Regions from separate parts of the Homo sapiens genome. Here region 2 is linked to region 1. The links are chromatin loops, found by intact Hi-C in ENCODE. Cell type or tissue: ovary. All regions are shown on one strand. Each heading gives the region's core, and the rest is flanking DNA. Links, peaks and the distances in the headings are about the cores only. Region 1 overlaps PUM3 (pumilio RNA binding family member 3). Region 2 has its middle 28 kb from the start of KCNV2.

Region 1 (2,818 bases), core at 15-2,514:
AAATCTCAACCTTCCCTCATTTTTTGCACAAAAGTATAGCATGCTTCTGATAACAGTAGCTAACACTCGTTAAGTGCTTACTAGGAGTCAAGCACTACTGAGAGCTGCACACTGATCATCTAACGTAATCTTCTGACCACTATGTCCTGTTTCTACCAGTCCAATCCCCATTATGCTCTCCTAACTACTTCTGAAGTTTAAGATCACAGTATAAAGATTCCCATGTAACACATAAAAGTTTTCAGAGAGCTGAAAATTCAATAGGTCTAACCACCTCAAAATGAATAACTAATTACAACCACTCAGGGAAAATGAACTTAAAATTTCAGTAACAAACGGGAAAACACACAAAAAGCATACAGAACTTGTTACAAGGCAGGGAACTCTCTCAAGGAAAACAAGCTCCAAAGTGAACTCCAACTATTTTTTTTTTTTTTTGAGACGGAATCTCACTCTGTTGCCCAGGCTGGAGTGCAGTGGCGTGATCTTGGCTCGCTGCCATCTCTGCCTCCTGGGTTCAAGCAATTCTCCTGCCTCAGCCTCCGGAGTAGCTGGGACTATAGGCTGCACTATGACACCCAGCTTATTTTTGTATTTTTAGTAGAGATGGGGTTTCGCCATGTTGGCCAGGCTGGTCTCGAACTCCTAACCTTAGGTGATCCACCCACCTCAGCCTCCCAAACTGCTGGGATTATAGGCATGAGCCACCACACCAGGCCAATCTATGTGTTGCTGATAATGAAGTGTTTAGTGCCCCAAATATGGCATACCTTGAGTGTGCCTTTAGTGTACCTTTAGGTACCTATATTAAGCTTTAACCAACACATAAGAGAGGACAAATGCTTTGTTATATATTTTGTTAATTTGTTGAAAGAAAGAGGTGAGAATAATACATAGCCTGGGCCAATTTCTACAGTTTAAAAAACAAAAACAAAAACAAAAACAAAATTTCGCTGCCCTTAACAAAATGACTCTGAAATATAACACCTTTAAAAATTTGTTTTTTTGAGAACAAAACCAAAACAAAACAAAAAAACTGGGCAGTATGTAGTGAACAACTATAATGGCTACTCTACACTTTTAGTTAACATTTTTTTCCTTGGTATAGGGAGGAGGCATGAAGCCGGCAATGTATTCCTCAATACACTGAGCTTTCTCCACAGCTTCCATGCTTAGGGACTAATCCAACACATATGGCTTGGGCAGAAATGGTTTTATAAAATGAGAAACTGGGACTTCATGATATGCATAAAACCTGTGCTTAAATACTACTCAGACCAGTCCCCAAATTCATTGAACTTTACTCCCTTTTGGTTTGTAATTAAGGAATTTAGAATCTAAATTCGTATTTAATTAAGGCTTTTAAAAGAATGCATGTTTATAAATAACAATTTTACAAAAAACTAAAAAACATTTCTTCAAAATGTAGTATCATTTTTTCAACCCACCTTATTGATCAGCAAAAAAAATGTAGTATCATTTAATCCTTCCCCAGCTCACCCTCGTTACAGCTTTCCCCTACCATCAAAAACATACACCTTTGAAAGAGTACTACTCCATTTCTCTTTAACTTGGGTTACAGAGAAAATGGGGAGGAAGTTCTAGATTATCACATGGTGTGTACTAACAATTCCAGTAACATGTATAAATAGGTAAGAGACAGCTAAGGCATAGTTGATTTTGTGCAGAATTTAATCTCCGGGGTCTTAAGTTCAAGCTGTGTAGCCTTTGGCAAATCCATTAAACTCTTTGCATATTAATTCCCTTACATTTAAAAGGAAATGATACACCTGCCTAACTCATGGGCTACTACCAGGAGCAAATCAGAAAAAGTCACACTGCAAAGTGAAAGCTGCCATAAAATAATTATTTCATATTAAAAACATACCTTTCAATATGTATAGCCTCCTTAACTATGGAGATTAAATAAAGCTAGCTGAGTCATGAGTTTTTACCCTCAAGAGAAAGAATACCAAAAATTGTTTAATTCAAAAGGTTTTGGCTTGGCTTACTCCTAACAAGAGTTAACTTACAGAAAATTCACAAAGGCCCATTTATTGTAATTTCTTCTTAAGCTCTAAAGTAGGCATGTAAACAAAGAAAGCATGGGAATTACAAAAGACTTCCCTTCTGAAGACATCTTTGGCCAGTTCTGACTGCCTTGCGCTGAACTCCAGCTAGATACCTTGGCACTCCTGTTTTGCCAATGCGCTTTTAAAGAGGAAGGGTAAAAGTCAAAATAAAGATACACACATGAAGTAGGGTTAAGGCGTGTGCGTTTTTGGTTGAGGGTAGAAATGTAAAAATCAACCCATCCATGGTGCTGAAGACTGAGCCTGTGGTGTCCACTCTTACGGTAGTTTGCTATGGGGACAAAAAGAAATGCAGACTACTGCATAGAACCTAAAAGCTAGTGAAGAGGGAAGAGAGTTAATAAAAAGTTAAAACTAAGAGATTTAACTAATGGATAACAGAAATATAGAGGGCAGGTTAGATCATCAGGCAGCTTCCCAAGTATTTTGTTCTGAAAACAGGGTGACTGTTTCCAAAAGTCTACCTTTTCAGCTGCACTAAAAAAACTGGAAGGTCTAGTTTAGTGGGTACGCTGCTTCATTCAGTTTTGCAAAATAAAAAAAGTCCTGGAGATTGCCTAACAATGAGCATATTTAATACTACTTAACTGTATCCTTCAAAATGGTTAACATGCTAAATTTTGTTATATGTAGTTTACCTCAATTAAAAAGAAAACAAATGTGAAGATCTATCGCCATGGAGCTCACACTGCCAGGGACTGGAGCTGAATGGTGCCCACCACCTT
Region 2 (2,818 bases), core at 20-2,519, 70 kb before region 1:
GATAGCTTGGCAGGGCCACTTCTGTGTGCAGGCTCTCTGAACTGCCATCTCAAAATACGTCAAAGAAGTATATTTTGGGGTGAAGTATTTTGGTCTACTTCAGGAGCCAGCCTGCAAGACGGCGCCCAGGGACTCCACCCTTTGGTATTCACCCCCTTGTGTAGGCTCCTCCCACATTGTACCAGGGCTGGTCTGTGTGACCAATAAAAGATGGCAGAAGTGACAGTCGGTCACATCTGAGATTAGATAATAAAAGACTGCAGCTTCTTCCATCTTGGGCTGTCTCTCAAATTGCTTGCTCTAGATGAGGCCAGCTGCCACGCTGTGAGGACATTCAGGAAGCCTATGGAGAGACCCATGTGATGAGGTATGCAGTCCACAGCCTCTGAGGAGCTGAGTCCTACTAACTACCCCATGAGTGAGCTTGGAAGCAGATCCTCCAGCCCCGGGTGACCACAAGCCTGGCTGACAGCTTGACGGCAACTATAGGAGATATCCTAAGCTAGAACCACTCAGTTAAATCTTATCTGGATGCCTGGCCCATGGAAACTATGACATAATATATGTGCATTGTTATCAGATGCTAAGTTTGGGGGTTGTTATGGAGCAATAAATGACAAATACAAACATCATCATTCTTTATAGAGCACCTACTGTGTGCTGAGCCATGCTTCCCAAAGAATACGTAACAAAGACTTCAGCAAAAACTCTGGCTAGGGATAATGACTGCATCAGGGGTTTGAACCCACAGGTCTGAGTTCAAATTCTGACTCTGCCCCTTACTATTACTGTGTGACCTGGGGCTAGTTATCTAGCTTCTCTGAGTCTTAATTTTCTTCTATAAAAAGATTGGAAGACTTACACCAGGCACAAAGGATGCTTGTAAGGAATAAATGGAAGAACAATGTAATGAGCTATTAAGTTTTGCCACCTTCCCTTGGGTTTGTCTCTTGGGAACCAGTGGGTGGTACACACTAACCCCTCAACTCTATCAAAGTAAAGCCATGGTTTCTTTCCAAAAGCAAGATCACAAGGCTTGTGTGTGCCTGCACGATGAGTGAGAGAGAGAGACTCATTTATATTACTTTCAGCATGGAGTAGAGATCCAAGACATGGCTGCCTTCCACATGGGCCTTTGAAGGAGGCAGGTTCTAAAAGACTATCAACAGTAGGTGGGAACAAAACATATCCTCTGGGCCGGGTGCATTGGCTCACGCCTGTAATCCCAGCACTTTGGGAGGCCAAGGCGGGCGGATCACCTGAGGTCGGGAGTTCGAGACCAGCCTGACCAAAATGGAGAAAACCCATCTCTACTAAAAATACAAACATTAGCTGGGCATGGTGGCGCATGACTGTAATCCCAGCTACTCAGGAGGCTGAGGCAGGAGAATTGCTTGAATCCGGGAGGCAGAAGTTGCAGTGAGCCAAGATTGTGCCATTTCACTCCAGCCTGGGCACCAAGAGTGAAACTCTGTCTCAAAAAAAAAAAAAAAAAATTCTCCTCTGGAAAATGGCCTTTAGCTGCTCCCCTGGAGAACCTGGCTGCATCTGTGAACCTAGTAGGCAGTAGCTACATCATATGTAGTGTGGCATCAAGCAAGTCAGTTGTTCATCCACAAAATGGAAATAAAATTGATTTTCTTCTCTCAAAAGAATATAGCAAAGGTCAGATGAAAAAATGCTTCACAAATTATAAAACATTGTACAAATGTTGATTATAATGAAAATAAAGTGAGATCTTATATATAAAGTTCCTAGAACAGGGCCTGGCTGGCAGTAGAAAGTTAACAGATGGTAGGGTGTATTTCTATTGATAGACTCACCTCTGGTAAAGTGAGAGAGAAGCAAGTAAAGCAATGGCCGCAGAGATTTTCTGACTTCTGGACTGTGCCCAGAAGCCACTTCCTTCCTAGGAAGCCTCATCAATGTGCTGAAGACCACCCCTCCTCCACTCCTCACTCCCACACTCCCACCCCCAATTAGAGGCCTCTGCAGCCATGCTGAGTATAAGCAGGATTTGGATCACAAAGCAGGGGGTAGAGGGCAAGAGATCTAGGAGGATTTGACAGCTTCCTCTCTCTAGGATCTGAGGAGGCTGAGACAGCCTAAAGGCATAGGATGTAGTGATAAGAGATAGGAAGACTAAACGGGCAGGAAGAGAAACACAAAAGCCCCTTTTATCCCTCTGCCCAGGGTTTGGGTACTGATATCAATCTCCAGCTCTGGGATTAATGGGGAAAGGCAATACACACCTGCAAACAAGTGCATTTCTCTTGCCTTTAAGATACAAACTAGATCTTGAGGTCTGTAATGAATTGAAATGTGTCCCTATCACCGAAAATGTTGAAGTTCTTACCCCCAGGGTGTGTAAATGTGCCCTTGTTTGGAAAGAGGGTTTTGGCAGGTGATCGAGTCACAATGAGGTCATTAGAGTGGCGCCTAATCGGATATGACTGTGTCCATATCAAATGGGAAATTTGTACACACAGACGGACACACAGACAGGCACACAGGAAGAATGCCATGTGAATATGACAGCAGAGGTCAGGGTGATGCATATTTGATGATTACCTGCAAACCACCGGGAGCTAGGAGGGAGGCCTGGAACACATCCTTCCCTCACCGCCTTCAGAAGGAACCAATCCTGCTGACACAGTGATCTTGGACTTCCAAATTCCAGAACTGGGAAATAAATTTCTGTTGTTTAAGCCATCCAGCTTGTGCTACTTTGTTACAGTGGTCCTAGCAAATGAATACAAGGTCACTGGATGTCGTCAGCACAAAACTGCCAGGTCAGATAGAAACAATATAGAACTCT

The links. A loop is a pair of places that touch in the nucleus more often than their neighbours do. Peaks named below come from ENCODE experiments on the same cell type or tissue, not always from the same donor. Only the 100,000 strongest peaks of a DNase experiment are listed, where the experiment ranks them.
Region 2: a loop joins it to region 1, with 2.0 times the contacts of the local background. A loop is called at or near these places in 3 of 110 quality-filtered maps.

The regions. Positions count from the first base shown.
Region 1 is chr9:2,813,792-2,816,609 of GRCh38, forward strand. The region is part of intron 13 of PUM3 (pumilio RNA binding family member 3); the gene reads right to left. Among named protein-coding and RNA genes, the nearest start is that of PUM3, 29 kb to the right of the region's middle. In ovary, for the core only: no CTCF peak of the experiment used is centred there; no DNase peak of the experiment used is centred there; H3K27ac peaks cover 333 bases.
Region 2 is chr9:2,743,727-2,746,544 of GRCh38, forward strand. No RefSeq gene overlaps it. Among named protein-coding and RNA genes, the nearest start is that of KCNV2, 28 kb to the left of the region's middle. In ovary, for the core only: no CTCF peak of the experiment used is centred there; no DNase peak of the experiment used is centred there.